Regions from separate parts of the Mus musculus genome. Here region 1 is linked to region 2. Evidence: chromatin loops called from intact Hi-C (ENCODE). Cell type or tissue: heart. All regions are shown on one strand. Each heading gives the region's core, and the rest is flanking DNA. Links, peaks and the distances in the headings are about the cores only. Region 1 holds the start of Copg2 (coatomer protein complex, subunit gamma 2). Region 2 holds the start of Cep41 (centrosomal protein 41).

Region 1 (4,394 bases), core at 332-4,331, 200 kb after region 2:
AACTCTAGTCTCAGGTGACCTGATGCCCTCTTCTGACCTCTGTGAACCAAGAGCACACACATGGTGTGCACATACATACATGCAGGTAAAACATGCATACACATAAAATAAATAAATAAATCTTTTTAAAAAATACTAAAAATAAATACATGTAACAAGTATGTTCTAAGTAGTATTTGTTGAATTCAAATCAACATATCTATTGAAATGTACATGTTTAGTTGGTCTAATACCTCATGAATTTAAACAAGGAATATAGGCTCAGTCCTTGTATTAAAGAACTTTCACACATTATTGTTCTAATCACACACTGTGGATTTTCAAATTACATGATTTTCTTTTTTAAACAATTCTGCTTTTCAGTAAGTTCTTCACTGTAGGTTATATATTTCTATCTTAATACACAAATCGAAGGAAATCAGAATAGTTTACCTGGTTGAGTAAGTAAAGAATCTTTGTCAAGATATGCAAGCATCTTCTTGGATTGATGGGCGTTTCGTTGAATATGCGTGCCTACAGAAATATGCAAAACAGTATGCTGTATATTGTGTATGTTCTATCACAGAGGATATCAAATCATCTTTAGTAGCATTAACAATATGTTAGTACAATATCCAAGTAATGCAGGTTGTCTATGCTCTCAAGGTAGTATGACGTACAATAAATTACCAGACATTATCTGCTTTCCTGGCTATATTTTATTCCTTTAGGTTGACAACTTCAACTTTAAAGACTTGACCAGAGTCTCTGTCTACATATGAATGCCTCGAGTTTAATATCTGTAAGCTCTTCTAATAACCTTGCACTTACCACTCCTGACATGTCATTAAAATCCCCCAGCACACGACAGAGTCTATATGTCTGTACGTTTCTATAGTCCCAGCCTCTCCCTTGTCCTCTACTCCACAATCTCTGCACTGCTACACTCCGTTGTCACTTTTAATATAGAAATAAAAAAGGGATTTCTAGTTTTGATCAAATGTGGGGGAAGACCGATATTCAGACTGTCAGGTGGGTCTACGGTCCTTCACTGTTTTTTTGGCTGTCCTGACTTTTGTACTTCCTAGGTTCTTTGCCCATTATTCTCAAACAGAATTGATAAGGCACTGTACACATCCAAGCCATACCTCCTGCAAGACAGCACTCTTCTCCAAATGCTGGAAAGGATTGGAACCACTACCTATAGTATAAGAAAAAGAGAAGGTCTTCAATAGCTGGACTACAAAGACTTTTCTAAAGGAGGATATTGCATGCTTGGAAATCTCACCTAAACAGAATGATCCCTTGGAAGTCACAAGGACAACTATTACTAATATGCAAAGAAGTTGGATGAAGTAATTTTGATTCTGGTTCAAATTCTGTCATTGCCATACTGAGATATCTTGGACTTCTCCTGATATAGGAACCCTATCCAAAATGAGTGCCTTCATTCCCTGCTTCCCCCTCCCCCATCCCATGGATGTTAACAAATGTGTCGGTTTCCACCACCACCAAGAGTAATGAGATGACAGGACACTATGGATTTCCCTAAAAGCAAGCCCTATTTTATGTGTTTCACACATTTACTGAAGCAGAAAGGAACAGTTTCGCAGAGAGTCACAGATGTAAAGGCCATGCAGGATGAGGCCATGAAGGTCCACTAACCCAACCTTCCACCACACTTGTGAGAGCAGCTACCACTGAAGAGCTGAAGATTTTTTTTTTTTTTTTTGAAGAGGCTTGGCATCTTCCCCACTTGCACTGCACCACAGACAGGTATCAACACGCAAGTCACTTCTGGATGCCTGAGCATTCAATGAGCTGTGTCCCACCGGGCAGTCTTAACCCCTGGGAACAGGAGAATCAAGGCCCTTCAGAGTCCATAAACACGCAACCCTGGCCCGGTCGACCCCAGCTCCCAAAACAGGGGGTGCTCGCCCTGGGGCCTAACCCCACCAGCAACCCCAGGGTACCGAGACTTGCGCGCGCACCTCCTCGCCCCCCGACAGGGCCCCACGGAGGGCCGGCTCGGAGGGGCTCGATCGGGGGGCGGGCGCGGGGGGCGGGGACGCGCCGGGGCGGAGCCGCCGAGCGCTCGAGGCGACTCCCGGCCAGGAGCGCGCGGCCCGAGGGGAGGCCCCGGCGCCGGGGGAGGGGCTTCGGGCAGACCCCGCCGCTGCGGCCGCCCCCCAGAGCAGGTGGCTGCGGGCGAGGGAAGGGGGGAAACCCTTGCGCCTGAGAGTGGGCGTCCGGAGCGCCGCGCGTACCAGACTCCTCGTCCTTCTTGTCGAATTTTTTAATCATCTTGGACGGCTTCCCAGCGCCCAGACCCACCGCAACCGTCCCAGGCGCCGCAGCCGGCGAGCGGAAGACGCTGCAGGAAGGCAGGCCCTGGGTTCTCGCACCGGTTGGGCCGGCGGGCCGTCACTCGGGGCCAAGGCCCGCCCCCCTCGGGCCTCCGCGGCCGCCCTTGCCCCCTAGGGACGCAGGCACGCCCCCTGCTCCGCCCACTGCCGCACGGGGGCGTGGCCAGAATCTGCCCGGAGGCTCACCACGCCCCGCTTCACAAACTCTGCAAGCCAGGTCTGAGACAACAAACAGGGAACTTTATTTGGTTAGTGACTTCTCCAGGCCCCCTCAGTTCTTGGAGAGTGAGGAGTGGGGCTTTAAGTCTTTGTCTTCACCAAATGACAGCCGCATCTTTGACAATCCACTGCTGGGCCCTTCCATGGCGAAAGAAGCTCTCCCCTGGCACACTTCTTGTAGGCTTCTCTTCTAGGAGCTTTGAAAATGTCAGGGGTTCCCAAAATACTTGCGAAGTTGGTGTTTCACTCTCTGACTTCATGGAAACTACGACAAAGCATAGGACACGTTGAATGTGCGACTCTGAGAGCACTAGAAGCGTACTAAAAGGAAGGCGTGATGTGATCCATTTGAGGAGACCGAAAAGCTGGTCTTAATTTAACTTTCCAAGAGGGTAGATTTGGGGACTGCCATTCCCAACTTCTTATGATTCCTTCTTCACCCAAACCAGTGTAGTTTTCTTGGCTTTCACCATTTTCAAATGATTCAATCTGCATAACACTCAAGTAATTTAAGGGATACTCATGTGTCTCAGTGCTTTTCCAAATGTTTTCTCTTTTTTTTTTTTTTTTTTTGTCCTCGTCTCAGAGTATGAAAAACACGCTTTTAATGCCTTGGGCATCGAAGACATCACATTTCTAGAAGGTCTTTCCAGCTTCACCTGTTCTTAGGGCGTTGACTACTTTAAGATCTTAATGACAGTCCTTCCTCCGTTGAGGGCGTGGTTTGCCTCTTGGGCAACCTTCTAACCAAACTTGACAACTTCTACTCAGATCTCTCTCTCTCTCTCTCTCTCTCTCTCTCCCTCTCTCTCTCTCTCTCTCTCTCTCTCTCTCACACACACACACACACACACACACACACACACAAATGATAGGGCATCATTTGGGGGACAGAGATGTTAGCTTAGAAATGGCACCACTAGTAAAACACCCTGGCAGCTTTGTTATTGTTGAGGAAATGCACCATAACTGTCTGTTCATTTTAGGTACAAAAGTAAAGCACTCATATTTGGAGAGGGCATATGTAGTCGCCATAAATGACACTAGAGCTGAAGGCTGACATATTACTTTATACATGAAGATCTATCTCATCCTGACAGGGCTTAGAAAAGGTCCTACCTAGATTATGCTACATACCCTTAAGAAAAATTTCAAACTGGGCATGATAGCACACACGCTTTTAATCCCAGAAGGCAGATCTCTGAGTTCAAGACCAGCCTGGTCTACACAGCAAATTCCAGAACAGCCAGGGCTATACAGAGAAACCTTGTCTTGAAAAAACAAAAAGAAAAAGAAAAAATTCCCATCATATATAGATTCCGCTGAATAATGTGCCCAAACCTTAGTAATGGTGCCACTTAAAATGTTACTCCATCCCGATTAAAAATACTATGCTAGGGACTGGAGAGATGGCCCAGTAATTAAGAGAATTTATTGCTCTTGCAGAGGACCTGAGTTCAATTCCCAGCACTCACGTGGTGGCTGACAAACCATCAGTAACTCTAGTTCCAGGTGATCCGATGCCCTCTCCTCTGATCTCTGTGGGCGCCGTAAGTGGTAAGCGGATATACACACAAGCAAACCACTCATACATAAAATAAAATGAGTAAACCTAATTTTAAAATGTAAATACTATACTAATGATTCTAGCTACCTCATTTGACTTATATAAAGTCCGACCAATATTCATCATGTGAAATTTCTCATGAAAGAAATAGATGTTTCCTCTTCTACAATCTTTGGCTGAAAATGAAACAAGCTTTGGAGAAGAGGCCCTCTTCTCCCTTGGACTATAGCCATTAAGAGTTAGGTAAGGACAGGGACATGAAG
Region 2 (4,394 bases), core at 231-4,230:
CCTCCTTCTCTCCCTCCCTGTTTTTCAAGGCAGGGCCTTGGCTGTCCTGGAACTCACTCTAGATCAGGCTGCGATAAAAGGTGTAAGCCACCATCACCCAACATAAACTTAAATTTCTTAAAGCAGAAAGACAAAAATAGGAGATAGAAGTGGAAAAAAATCAGAACCAGTTTATATGGGTATAATATCAAAATGCTGAACCCGAGAAAGAGGGTGGAGGAAATGAAGTCAACTGTAAAATAACTCAAGAAAAAATTTACAGACTAGAAAGATATAAGGTTCTGGTGTTTATCAAAGTGAATGAGAACAGGCCATAACAAGGAATCCTTTGTGAAATGTTCTAACACAGGGAACAAAATGAAGCTTCCTGAAAGGAACAACAAGTCACAAAGCAACAGGATGGCTTTGGATTTTTCTACAGACACACTGGCTGCTGGGTCACAGCACAATGTTTTCAAGATGTTGTTTTCCAACCATGAAATCTATCTTCAGCCACACACTCAGGGGAAAAAAAAGAAGAATAAGAATGTAGAATGGAGACAGTTTTAGATAGGATATTTTGGGTACAAAAACACATATGCATTCTTTCTCAAGAATTCCTGGAAGTGGCCCTCCACTCAAAGAAGGCAGTAAAGACAGCAAGTGTTTACATCCTTCCTCTTCTGACGGACTCTTTGTCCTATATTTCCGGCTTCCTTCAGGAGAGCCCATGAATGGTCCCAGCTGGGGATGGAAGTCATCTGCCTTGATGCCCTCTCTCAAGGGCGATCATGCTTGATGGTGGGTTTTACACCTAATAGTTCTCTTTCATTCTGCCCCGACTTCCTAGCATCAGTTCAGACATATGGCAACATAACCACCTCATCAATGTCTCCGCTCCTCGACACAGCCTGTCCAACTCCATCCACCACAGTGTGGCTATGATGGTGCCTAAAATGCAAGTCTGAGCACATGACTAAAACTCCTTAGAAGCTTCTTGCGTGCTGACCAGTAGGCAGGATAATGGTATTCCCAATCTTGAACTACCCAGCCCACCCCATCACAGGCATCTAATATTGATATTATTTTAGTTGACAAAACATAATTTATTTCTAGGAAAAAAAGGTTGACATGCACACACTGTGCAATTATTAAGTTAGTAAATATCGTCATTACCTCCCTTGTTGTGAGGAGAGGTTTGGAATGTTCTCTTGGCTAATCTGAGATGTACATTAAATTTATATTTTAGTCACCCTGCTGTGTCATCTCCTGTGCCATCTCAAAAGTTTAGTTCTCCTAACAAACTTTCTACCCTGCGACCAGCATCTCTTTGTCCCAGACGCTATATCCCTAACTTCTGGTGACCATTATTCTAATTTCTACTTCACTGAGTTGGACTTTAGACTCCAAATGTAAGTGACACTGTGTAATATTTACACATCACTATCAAGGTTTAGTAGTGGCGGCACATGCCTTTAAATTCCAGTATCTATGAGGCAGAGGCAGGTGGATCTCTTTAAGTTTGAGGCCAGCCTAGTCCACATAGTGAGTTCCAGGACAGCTGGAGCTACATAGTGAGACTGTCTCAGAGACAACCAACCAACCAAACAACAACAACAAAAAACAACCAAACAAACAAAAAACCCCACCAAAATAACAGACATTACTATCATGGCACTCCAATACACATGCCACAGTTTCCGACACCAGGCATTCAACAAGAAATCCAAGACCTACAACTGGTGTTTGCTATGAAGGTGCAGAAGGCCCCTCTCAAATTGCCTTTTGTTCTGTAGACTCCTACTGGGACTTGGTCGGAGTTGAAGCTCTCCTTGGCTTTACACAGGCTGTTCTAGCAAGCTCTTCACCTGACTCACGAGTGGCCTTGATGGGTTGGGGCCTTTTCAGCTCAAGAACGCCCCTCCTTCTCTCAGCTTGAGTGCTGTCTTTCCTCCTCCATCTCTCTCCCGAAGCTCACCAATTTCCATCACTAGACTGAACTCTACTGTAGAGACTCTGTCGTTCTCTTTGTAGGTCTGGTTACTTGTTTGGTAAGGGTCAAATAACACTGGGTGACATTAAACTGCTACAAATGCACAAGGGCACTGAGGGTAAAGGAGAACAAAGGGCCCTATTTTGCTCCCTTTGCAAGGGCGGCTTGGCCTGGGGTACCCCAACTCAGAAGTGATGGGCCCCTTCACCTCCTTCCATGTTTTGGGGGTCTTTGATTTTTACTTTGTTTGCAGGTGTCACTCCTAGACTGTAAACTCTTTGAGGGCAGGGGCTGTGTCTTTATGTACTTGGCTCCTCCAAGCCTCGAACGTCGGTGTCCGGTGGGTCTTTGTGGGGCGAGCACGCCCGGCACCGGCGGGTGCCACTGACGTGGAGCCTCGGCCTGCCCCGCCCCAGGCCCTGCGCTCGGCCCCCTCCTCACGCTGGCCACTTCCCGCCTTCCGGGCGGCGGAAGTGGCCGGCTGTTCGTCCCTGCCCACGTGGCGCCTTTTCCGGTGCGCCCGCCCCCTCCGGCTCTCGGGTCCGGACCTGGCCCTCACCTCAGGATTCCCAATGTGCCTCCGGGCAGACATATTTGCTCCAACCGACCACGCTCGGGGTTCTAGCCTCACGTCTGGCTACTAATCTAGCTTCCTACCCCCCTCCAGCCCCCACTCAGCCGCCTCCCTGTAACCTCTCTTCCGATTGGCTCGGCTGCCCAGGCCAGCCAATAGAAGCTCCGTTTACTGCTTCGGCCCGGGCGGGGAGAGCAAAAAAAGCTGCTCAATGGTTGCCAAGGGCAACGCGGGACGCCCGCTAGCGCAGCTTGGATCCTGGCGCCCAGCTCCTGCCTGAGCGCGGGAAGGAAGGGGGAGGGGCTCCGGCGCCTGCGCAGACCTGAGAAGGGGGGGGGGGGGAGGGTCTGGCCTCAGGCTGGAGAGAGAACACAAATTCACCACAGGTCCCCCCAACCCTTTGTAAAGTCTTTCTAACCAAACATCGGGGCTACTTCTTCCACGGCAAAGGACATGATTTGGGCCAGGGATGTTCAACTGGAACGAGAGTGCATAGTTTATTATGTTCAGGTCTTAAGTTATTATGCAAATTATGCAAAATATCATAAGTAAACACAGTAATTATTGTTGCTCTAAAAGCTTTTAGTCTAGCGAAAGAACAGCAACCTTAATTGCAAAGAGCACACACCGTTCAGTGGTTCATCATTCATTTAACAAGTATTTAATAAGCACCTTATGAAGAAAGCGGCAGTATGTTTTGTGGAGGATGGGAAAGATGACTAAAATCCGATCCCGTTGTCATGGAAACCATTGTAACTCCTGCCACCAACCACCACCTGTTCTCATTCCAGATCTGAAAATTAAGTCCTAGCACCTTTACAAAACAATTACCCACACAGTTTGACTTGGCTCCTAAATGTCCCACCAAATCCATCAAAATTACTATTTCATTTTACAGGGAAGAAACAGCACAGTAACCCTTTGTCCTGTGCTCTAAGTCGTTTTTTTTTCCAGGAATAGAGAAAGGTTCCATTGGTTTGTTCATACTGGCTAGCTCTGTGTTAATAACAACATCCATGTGAACTATGGCAGGGTCTACGCAGATGACCTAGTCAACAACGTGGTCTCTCATACCCTGTCGTGCCTCATAGCAACTTCAGGAACCTGCTCTTAGGGCCGTATCTTGGATCAAGTCATTCAGACTGGACCTCCAGGATCTTGGACTATTGTCCTAACTGCCCCTTGTACTGTGTTTAGTGTTTAATACCTACCAAGGTTTATCTTAAATCCCTTTACCATGTCTAGTCTTTAACCCTTCTAAAATTCCCACTCATCATTCTATTAGAATGAAGGATTGGGGGCTGCAAAGGTTAGAAGGGAGTAGATAGGGTGTATTTATCACATCTTTGCATAGCGAACCCCTGTGCAGCTTGGAGTTGGAGTAACTCTAGCTTTAATTTTTTTTTCAAATCCTATTATTAACGATGGTTCTTAAATGCTTTAACCTTCCTTGTAGCCCACCACCCCACCAGAGGTAGTAGAAAAGAAAGGATATGTGGGAAATGGACCTGTTTAGAAAGGTTCTTTGGAGCAACTCAGTGTTGTCTGGAAATCGGCAGTTCAATTCACAGGTTAGCAGGCAGCGGCAGCTTGATCTAGTTGCAAATACCTCACGGATACACCAGGGGTCCAGTTCGGTAAAGTTGGCTTAGCAACAGTGGTGACAAGACCTAGCAGAGACAGCCTGGCCCCAGCCTCAACTTGAGTCAGCAGGAGGGACCATCGGGAACCCAAGGAGAAGTTCTCTGTTGTGCCTCTCTCAGGAAAGTGAAGGCCAGCAAAGACCACCGAGACCCACCAGTGTTGCACAGCTAACTGTATGAGCAAGCCGGGCTCTGTCTCCGTCAT

The links. Peaks named below come from ENCODE experiments on the same cell type or tissue, not always from the same donor. Only the 100,000 strongest peaks of a DNase experiment are listed, where the experiment ranks them.
Region 1: it touches region 2 in a loop (2.7-fold over the local background); 2 of 42 quality-filtered maps call a loop at or near these places.

The regions. Positions count from the first base shown.
Region 1 is chr6:30,894,415-30,898,808 of GRCm38, forward strand. It overlaps Copg2 (coatomer protein complex, subunit gamma 2), which reads right to left and starts at 2,380. Exons shown (of 24, transcript NM_017478.3): 1 at 2,247-2,380; 2 at 1,128-1,180; 3 at 433-513. The coding sequence starts at 2,283. Tsga13 (testis specific gene A13) reads right to left here. Exons shown (of 8, transcript NM_054073.2): 8 at 2,567-2,829. The coding sequence ends at 2,660. In heart, for the core only: a CTCF peak has its summit at 2,336; a DNase peak (open chromatin) is centred at 2,407; H3K4me3 peaks cover 1,880 bases; H3K27ac peaks cover 1,884 bases.
Region 2 is chr6:30,691,106-30,695,499 of GRCm38, forward strand. Cep41 (centrosomal protein 41) reads right to left here and starts at 2,644. Exons shown (of 11, transcript NM_031998.3): 1 at 2,532-2,644. The coding sequence starts at 2,564. In heart, for the core only: no CTCF peak of the experiment used is centred there; a DNase peak (open chromatin) is centred at 2,696; H3K4me3 peaks cover 1,514 bases; H3K27ac peaks cover 3,090 bases.